2 separate regions of the Homo sapiens genome follow, and region 1 is linked to region 2. Evidence: chromatin loops called from intact Hi-C (ENCODE). Cell type or tissue: spleen. All regions are shown on one strand. Links, peaks and the distances in the headings refer to the core of each region. The heading gives the core; the rest is flanking DNA.

What was found. A loop is a pair of places that touch in the nucleus more often than their neighbours do. Peaks named below come from ENCODE experiments on the same cell type or tissue, not always from the same donor. Only the 100,000 strongest peaks of a DNase experiment are listed, where the experiment ranks them.
Region 1: a loop joins it to region 2, with 3 times the contacts of the local background. A loop is called at or near these places in 56 of 110 quality-filtered maps.

The regions. Positions count from the first base shown.
Region 1 is chr2:200,312,048-200,317,047 of GRCh38, reverse strand. The region is part of intron 1 of SPATS2L (spermatogenesis associated serine rich 2 like); the gene reads right to left. Among named protein-coding and RNA genes, the nearest start is that of SPATS2L, 7.9 kb to the right of the region's middle. RefSeq lists an enhancer at 4,282-4,782. In spleen, for the core only: no CTCF peak of the experiment used is centred there; no DNase peak of the experiment used is centred there.
Region 2 is chr2:200,462,716-200,467,715 of GRCh38, reverse strand. SPATS2L (spermatogenesis associated serine rich 2 like) reads right to left here. Exons shown (of 13, transcript NM_001100423.2): 10 at 317-426. The region is part of intron 2 of LOC101927741 (a long non-coding RNA gene); the gene reads left to right. Among named protein-coding and RNA genes, the nearest start is that of KCTD18, 45 kb to the left of the region's middle. In spleen, for the core only: no CTCF peak of the experiment used is centred there; no DNase peak of the experiment used is centred there; H3K27ac peaks cover 1,705 bases.

The DNA.
Region 1 (5,000 bases), core at 1,095-3,594, 150 kb after region 2:
AAGACCAACCTTCCCACTAGAGACAAAGATATGAATGCACCATAATTTAAGAAAATCAGCCCTATATCTGTCTTCCTTTCTCCTTCCAAGTTGTACAAATGGGACTCAGAGACCAGCGGGACTGCAAACTAGCAAGAATATTTGCTCTCAGGGGTCTGGAGCCAGGGAAAAGCCAAGCTCCAGGCAAATTATTCAATTCTAAATATCTATCAAGTTTCCTGACCCTTGCTGGTAGTTCTCAGTACTAAAGAGGCCTAGAAGGGAGTAGCAGTGGCCCAACCCTAGGGACACTACTGTCCCAAGAAGGCTTGGAGAAACATGACAGGATCCTTAACTAAGACAACTTGGGGTCCCTCCACAAGAACACAAATCCAGGACTTGGGAATGCAGGAGACAAGGTGGAACCCAGTACAAAAGTGAAAACTTGTTTACCCAAGAACAAGACTGAGTTATGGCTACCTGGCTAAACTACCTGGACAAGGCAAACTGCATGGTTGGTCCGCGAAGTCGCTAAGCCTCAGATGAAAGGAAGCTGTATGCCCTCTGGAAAGGGCCTAAACTGGTCCTAGATCCTGCGAATGAGGGAGAAATAATCACATCAAGGTAGTTACCACTCCTCTCAGGCCATTTTCTATAATGTAGGACTTTCAAACTTCTGTTTTTAGCACAAGAACCTTTGCCCCTAACAAAATCTTATACAAAATGCCTACTCATGAAGCAAATAAAAACAGCCGCCCAGGTTGAAACCAAGAGAGGAAGTTCTCAGAATTTAAGAGTCCAACAGACTACAGCAGGCAAACCACCACTAGAGAAGACACTGAGTCACACTGCCTATCAGATTTCACTGGAATCTAATCCCACTGGACTGTTCTCTTTATAGTCACAGTTTCTTCCCATCACCTCTTCCAGGAGGGTTCCCCTTCCTGATCCAACCTGGTAAGATCTGGTTTCCTATCACAGGTTGGCTTTTCCATCGTGAACACATAAAGCTCTGCATATCTCTTTTTTTTTTTTTTTTTTTTTGAGATGGAGTCTCACACTGTCTCCCAGGCTGGAGTGCAGTGGCACGATCTCCCCTCACTGCAAGCTCTGCCTCCCAGGTTCACGCCATTCTCCTGCCTCAGCCTCCCGAGTAGCTGGGACTGCAGGTGCCCACCACCATGCCAGGCTCTTTTTTTTTTTTTTTTTTTTGGATTTTTGGTGAGACGGGGTTTCACCGTGTTAGCCAGAAGCTCTGCATATCTCTTAAGGCAACAGGTGCTATCTTCCAGGTCTTTCTGACAGTCCGTATGCCCTTCCCTCAAAGCCCTTCAGGCCAACTCATCCACAGATTACTGCCCTCAGTGTCTTAAGGCATAACTAACTTCTGTAGAGCCCTTATCAGTGTGGGTCACATCATTTTGTTTGACACATTATGACTGTATGGTGTGCATAATATTCGGACTCCAGATTCGTTGATTCATTAATTTGTTCAGGATCCTACAGCCAGACAGTAGGGGAGTTGGGACTTAGCCCACTAGGAAGAATCAACGGCAGGATGGGGAATCTCAGAGACCTGGCTCTCAGGGTTTCAGCTGGTGCCTCACAAATAGGAGGCTTCCAGGGAATGTGATTCCACTTTCCCTTCCCTTGTTCCTCCTGTCTACCTCAAATCCTTCCTCTACCATACCACGAGAATTCCTGCCTCCCACTTCTGATGATGGCTGGGTGGGCCTGCTGAGACAGATGTGCTTTAATAGTGCTTTCCACACTATGCCCATTGTACATGTAACTCCTGGCTATAGCGTTCAGAAGCTGTCTCTCCAATTCTGAATCTTATCCAAACATTTCATACCTCTGGACTGAAAAAACTGAGCAACTGCTACTTCTCTATGCCAATAGGGCTGACTTAATCATTCAAAAAGCTCGTGGGCTTGGCTCGTACAGGATGCATCTCCTGGGAATGAGATGTTCCCTAACAATGCTGTCCAACAGAACTATAATGTGAGCACACAGGTGATGTTTAATTTTCTAGTAATCACATTTTATTTTATTATTTCTTTATGTCGCATGGTAACGTCCACTAAGTAATCACATTTTTAAAAATAAAAAGAAATATGTGAAATTAATTTTAGTAATATATTTTGTTTAACCTACTATATCAAAACTATTGCTGTTTCAACATGTAACCAATATTACAATTTGTTAAATAAGAAATTTTACATTTTTTTATATAGTCTCAAAGCATGGTGTATTTTACACTTACGCACATCTCAACTTGGACTAGCTGTATTTCCAGTGCCCAACAGCCACATGTAGCTAGTGGCTACAGTACTGAACAGCAGGTCTATCATCTCGCCTCTATTCCCATCCCTCCTATCATTTCTTTCCTTTAGTGGAGATGCTACGGGCAGGGGCAGACAGTGGGGACCAGGATCATTAGAGGAGACTGACACACACCTGAAGGGAAGGCCCAGATCACAAAGAAGCTTTCGTGCCATGCCAGGGAGCTTACATTTTAACCTGAAGATGCAGAAACTCCTCTGAAGGATTTTAAGCAGTGGAGAGTTGTAATCAGATTTGCCTTTTAGAAAGGCAGCAGTATGAGGAACAAATTGGAGACAGGCCAGGCAGAAGCCAGAGAGACCAGTTGCGAGGCTACTGCAATAATCCTCAAGAGAAGGGATGAGGGCCCGAACCACGGCAGTAATGAAGGTTATGATACAGGGAGGAAAGAGCAGATTCAAGAGAGTCTGAAAAGACAGTCTCTATATAAAATGTAGAGGTTGAAGAAGGCAAAGAAGTTGTCCTGGGTTTTAAACTTGGTGAAGCAGGTTTCATTCATTGAGATAGAAAACACAGAAGGAGTATGCTGGATTGAAGTTGGGGAAGTGATGTTTTGAACTTGTCGAGTTAAAGACATTTGGAACACATGTCAGATAAGATTTCAAGGCTGGAGATGCAGATTTACAATGGAATCAATGGCATATAGGTGGTAGTAGAAGAAAACAGAAGATGAGCTGCCACAGGGCAAACGTGCAGAATGAGCAGAGGGCTGAGGGCTGAACTGTAGGGGAGGCTAAGGTTTGAGAGGAAGGGAGGACAGTAAAGAGAAGTCCAAATATAGAGCAGCTGGACAAGAAAGAAAATGAGGAGAAATGGATAACTCAGAAAACAGGTGGGCAACATTTTAAGGAGCAGAGAGTGGTCAAGAACACCAAATGTTGTGCAAAGTTCAAGAAATGAAAGAGAATCCTAGATAATGGACCTGGTGGTCATTAGGAGAGGACAGGAGTGCAGGGGGTTGAAGATGAAAGGAAGATGGCGAGGTGCGGGATGTGTACGAGGACCTGTACTTCAAGGAGCTGCCTGCTAAGACCAGGAATAAGATGAAACACACCCAAACCTAGAGAGAAGCGACCAAAAGCGTTCATCGTTTTCTGTTTTCATAAAGAATATGAAAGACTTATGCATGTTTATATGTTGAAAGAAAAGGATCATTGAGACCCTGAAGAAAAGACAATGAAGCAAGGTCCCTGAGGAAGCAAGAGGGATTAGCATCAGACTGGAATAAGGGAAAGGAAGACAAGGAGTGGGAAGAGAGCCTGCCATTTATAAGGGACACAGATTACCACTGCAAAACATTTTTCCTTAATTAGAAATATAAATGTAATAATAGTTATCCGTGAAGGCTTTCTCTCTCTTTAATAGTACTACTTATCATGTATAAAATAAAATAAATGCTGAGCATGGGAAGAAGTCACTAGAGCTCCAGATCTGTGGTCTTGGTAGATTACCAAGCCTTTCACACACCTTCAAACTGCTCCTAAATATCACTTCAGGTGATACTCATCACCTGCAGAGCCACAGGCGTTGCTGACAGCTCTGACTTGTTGGTTTCTGTGCAGACCGATAGGTAAATATTTTCAGTGTCACCATGTGTTACCTCACAGGGTGGTATAAGAAAAAGCAGGGCCTGGGTGTCAGACACCAGATTCATCTGCCACTTATCAACTCTGCAGACTCAATCAAGTTATGTAACTTCCCTGAGCTTCAGTTTCACTGTCCAATAAGGGTGTATAATCCTTACCTTCCAAGATTCCTTTGAGGTTTAAATAAAATGATCAATAAGTGATAACTATGATGATGATGACTGTATTCACTTTGTTCTGAATCTCTAGGAACTGGGTGCTGATAATGAACTAGTACTTTGCAACAGCTAGCATCTTGATCCCTAAGGTGAATTAAAGTATTAATCCTAGTGTTAGGAAGGAATCTTGAAAATCCATATGGCCACCTAATGTTTGCATCCTTTCTTCATCTCAGTGCATATGCAGTTTCTGCCCGCAAACTGCCTGGGCTTTATACCAGCTCTACAAATTACTAGCTACTCAACCTTTCTAGGCTTCAGTTTTGCTCTTCAGTAAAACTGGAGTAATAGGAGCATGTACTTCATAGCACTGTTTTGAGAATAAAGGAGAGAATGTATATAATTAAATAAGATATTGCCTGGTATAGGCGATGCTTATATATGTTTAGTGATGGGGGCCTATTACCTCCTGAAATAGCACAATCCATAATGGGGCAACTTTCCATCTATTGACCCAAAATCTGTATTCCTCAAACATTCCCATTGGTCCTAGCTTTACAGACCATGGGACTCCGTTCCACAGAATCAGAATGAGGGTTCTATATAACAGTGTGTTTACACCTTTACTCAACTCGGCTAGGTGCACTGTGCAGTGTCCCACAGATGGCTGGCTGCTTGGGACCACAATCTGGGGTGCACCTCTCATTATTTACATTACTGTGAAAGTGTCAACCTTCAGTGGCATTTCCATAATGCAGGAGGCCTTTCTGAGCATTCTAAGTGAGCTGGATGCTATCCAGGAACACACTGGTTATACTGCTTCCAAGATTTATTTTTTGCTTTGTGTCATAGTCAGTTCAGCACTTGGCACCACATGTAATTACTGCAGGTATCTATATATCCTTTAGGTTCCATTATTGAACACTGCAGC
Region 2 (5,000 bases), core at 1,367-3,866:
TGTGTGAAAATAATATCCCCCATCCCAGCTATAATTCATGGCCTGGCCAAGTTACTTTATTTGGTTCAGTCTCTACTGACTGACAAAATAGCTTGTACCTCTCCTTTGGAGTAACACATTCCTTCAAAGCACATTACACTTAAACACAGTGATTATGTGGGTCTTCCCCCTTCTGTGTTCTCTATTTCCACCCTGTGGAAGAGAGCTGGGTGTACATGTTAGATCCTCAGAGAGCAGAACTCTGTGGATGCAAAACAAACATAATTGGGATCAGCTCTCTGGCTCAGGGTTCAGGCTGTGATATTTTAGAACTGACCTTAATTTCTGCCCTGAGTTCGGCCAGCTGCATCTCTGCCATCTGACTGGCAAGGTCAGTGAGTCTCTTTAGTTCTTCTGCTTTCTTCTGACGAGCAGTCAGGATTTCCACTGCCAAATAAGGAGGAGTCATACATTAGGGCCAGAGATTGAAACATATTAAATAACCTAATTTCTTGGAATCAGTTCTCACTCCACAGACTGATTGCTTTGTTGGACCACGACTGTGTTTTCTGAGTTGGTCATGGAGGCGGGTTCACCCTCTGTGCCTATTACCAACAACCCAGTTCCTCCTGTCCTCCTCCACCAATCCCCAAGCCAAACACAGTCCCTTCTGATTCACTGTACACTCCCACTCTACATTTTCTCCACTGGTGTCTGACCTCACTTACGGAATTTAGACTTTTGAAATTTGTTACTCCGAACAACGATCTCTGAAAAACAACACTTATTAAAATCCTCTCTGAGTGATACCGCCAAGACAGGAAGTCTACTAAGCAGAAATCATTCTATATGTGCTGCACTATTCAACTTTAACAGCAGCAGCCCTCTTGAACTTTAACACATACTCACTTAGGGTGACTAGCTGTGTTACTGGAATCTGACATAAAAATCTAACTTTATTAGTTTTTTTGTGAGCCAAAAATGTCTCTGCTTTTGATACTCTGCAGATATGTTTCCATTCAGCAAAAAAACAGAAGTTCTACCCCAGAGTGTCTTAGGTCTTTCTATAAGTGTCCCCAGTGGAAAAATTTCAAGAGTGAGTGAGGCCAGCTAGAACTAGATTCGTGTGAATTTTTTAGCACCTGCACACGTAGAGAAGACACTGGGGAGTACTCTGGCTCCAACATTTTCACACATCTTCAGATGAACTAAAGGTTCAAATAGATGTAGTAGCCTATCAGTTGGTTTGTGTCTGTGTGTGTATACACGTGTTTCCCAAAAGATTATGGCGCTCAGTAGCAATCAATACAGACACACAGGATGAGATTTAAATATGCAGCTGGATCTTTCAATAGATAGACTTCTGGCTCTCTAATTCGACTCATATGAATTGCCTTCATTTCTTTAGGACAAGCATTTTGAGGTGTAAGAAAAAAGGTATTCATCTAAGATGACATGCATGTCGGACTCACATTCTATGCTTGGCTGAACAAGGATCAACTGCTTTATTAGACCAGATTCACAGCATACGTGCAGGTCCAAACAATATGATTTCTGATTTTAAGAGTTCTTATTACTCAAAATATCAAAAGATAGTCACTGCAAAAGCCCAAAAAGAAGTACAGAATCCATCAAGAGTTAAGATTCCCTGCAAATCATAAACCATTCTTTAGACAGACTGAAAGGCATTATCTTCTTTTGTTTTGAGACAGAGTCTCGCTCTTTCGTCCAGGCTGGAGTGCCGTGGCATGATCTCGGCTCACTGCAAGCTCCGCCTCCCGGGTTCACACCATTCTCCTGCGTCAGCCTCCTGGGTAGCTGGGACTACAGGCGCCCGCCACCATGCCTGGCTAATTTTTTGTATACTTAGTAGAGACGGGGTTTCACCATGTTAGCCATGGTGGTCTTGATCTCCTGACCTCGTGATCTGCCTGCCTCGGCCTCCCAAAGTGTTGGGATTACAGGTGTGAGCCATCACCTGGCCCTAAGACATCATCTTTTTATGCTGATATCAATGTTGAGATGTTAATAAAATAATTAGTCTATAACTCATACAGCTTTATCATCTGCCAAACTATGCTAATCATGCTTTGATTCTTTAACTGGGGCTCCCCCTAGCCCCCATTTACAATACCATGTGGCTGGGCAGACAGATCTGTGCCTAATAGTCTTTCTGAATACAGAGGAGCTAGTGAAAAACTTGTCTGGATGGTGAAAGTGAAGGGAAGTTTCATCTCAATGTAGACAACAGATTGCTGAAGGATGTCTCAGGACACCCAGTGGGACCAAAGGTCACAAAAAGGTGGCTCACTCTCATTTTCAGCCAGAGTACATATGTCTTGTTTGGTCCACACATTACGTTTACAAATTAATTGCCCACATTTAAAAATTAGAAGATTCCATTTGAAAGCTGGCTCTCTGGCATCTCTTAAAGTACTGGAATTTCTGGTCACAGTTGGTCAACCTTCCTACATGGTGACAAACGGCTGAAGCCAAGAAGCCACTGCCCTCTTTAGATGGAGTCAGGTGCCCAGTGTGCCATGGTTTCCCCCTGCCCCATTTGGCACATTAATGTTACCTATCTGTTTCCTGCGAGCATCTCCAGTCATTCTCGGGACTACGGTGTGAACTGCACTATGTAGTTCTTTGTGTCCATGGCACCTAGTGCCTGCTTGGTACACAAGGGGTATGCAATATGCCTGCTGAGTGAAGAATTCAATGAATGAATTAATCTATTACTTAAAGGGAATATCTAAAGAAGGATGGAAGTTCCTTTTCTACAGGGGTCACTTAAGACTGTTTAGGATCCACACCTTTGATTGGTTATGTTATTTGTTTGCCATTATAATTCAATATATGGATGGGACTAACATCTGCAGCATGAGAAAACAATTCAAGTAGGAAGATGAAATGAGGTATGTTCTTCTTGCAAACTAAAATTAAAAAAATTAATTCTGTTGCCAGGCGCAGTGGCTCACACATGTTATCTTAGCACTTTCGGAGGCTGAGGCAGGAGGATTGCTTGACTCAGGAGTTCAAGACCTGCCTGGACAACAATGTAAGACCCTGTCTCATCAAACTGATAATAATAATAATAAAAAAAGTCTGAAGGCCCAGACTTGAAAAGCAGCTAGTAAAGGGGTCATTAGGCCCTCAGTGATGACACAGTCCAACAGATCTAACTTTTCTTCATGGATCATTTGTGAGACTGGTGACAATTAAGGGCCATTGTTCTTTTTGATTAAGCAGAACTTGGGCATTCATACCAAACAAAAGATTTTGTAGAAATAGATATAAATGGGCCCTAAAATAGGAATGCAGGTGCAAGATCACCAATAAATTCTGAGTTTACCCTCATGCCAATGTGCATGGAAACAAATACTTTGGATCAGCAAGTGTTAAAATGCATTTTACATATAGTCTCATTAACATTTCAAAGGCTTTCATTATGAAAAAAGCCTTAAAACTTGAGATCTAAAGCCAATATTCTTTGGCTGAAGGGATGAACATTTTCACCTCAAAAACATCAATCACACAAACAAACAAAAACAGATCAGATCTTAAGCTTCACTGATCCTGTAATTTACAATAGAATAATAAGTATGTTTTGGAAGCACCATGCTTTCAGAAATCTGTAGAGGAAGACAATTCTGTACAGCTTAGGTTATCACTGCATTCAAGACTTAATTAATATTATGTATGTATAAACAGTATCTGGTAAGCTGAAATCCACTTTCTCAATAGGATTTATAAACTCCTTCAAGCTTTTGAAACACATTGGAAGCTTGCTCATATTATCTGAACCATAGAAAATCTGAAGGCTTCTCAAAACAATAACCCTCAGCAGAAAATATACTTAAAATCCCAAGGTGGGGGCCAGGGGCCAGGAGCTGGAGAAGTGGCTCTTTAAGCACAAAGATTCTTTGGAATACTTTTTATTCCTTAAAAATTCTAGTGAATTTTGCATTCTACTTCATAATTTGTTTGTGTTACTATGAATTTACAAAGTAATGTTTTCTTCCCGTATCTCTAGTGAACTTGACACCTGTGCTTATGTGGGTATAAACAGGAAGTTTGAGACCCTAGCACTACAACACACTTGGTTTCTTCTTCTGTAAAATCTGTGTAGGAACTGATCACATGTTGTAGGGGTATTGTGGAAATAAATGGAATAACATACATGAGGTGTTTCGTATAGTATACTCAAAATGCTAACTCTAAATATTATTGATAAAGTGAGATCTCTTCATCTAGAATATACTTCCTCTTTTGTGCAATTACAGGAATGTTCACTAATATTCGTTCCCACAGTCTACAGATACTGACTTATTTACAATAACTCATTTAACAAATATTTATGAAGTACCTGCAGTCTTCTCAGCACTGGGTTAGGTGCCATGAGGGATTTAGGAGCTTCTGTTATAATTGAGGAAATATGATTTATAATGTCTACAGGAAATGTAAAGTGTGAAAAATACTCTTGAGACCACAGAGAACCAAATTAAAGATGGTGGTTGTAAAGACAGTTCTGTAGTTAGTGGGGAGAAATTCCATGGTTCTTTCTATCTGTGGAGAAGACATAGTGTTGATACAGGCTTGTCATTTGAGAGATGCAATAGAACCCCTGACTTCCATTTTTTGACTGTAATATGAGCGGGTTGGGGTAATTTACTAATAAGAACTCTTCCCTTTTTGCACACATATTGTATCAGGCTCTGTGCTAAGTGCCTGACGTGTATTTTTTCATTTTATCTTTACAATAACTACTTGAGATGGATATTATTATTATTATTATTGTTATTATTATTTTTAATACAGGGTCTCTCTCCGTTATATAGGCTGGATTGTAATGGCATGATCATGGCTTGCTGCATCCTTAAACTCCTGAGTTCAAGTGATTCTCCCCTCTCATCCTCTAGAATAGCTAGAACTATGGGCACATGCCACCACACGTGGCTAATTTATTTTTTATTTTTATTTTTTTAGAGATGGGGTCTTACTATGTTGCCCAGGCTTGGTCT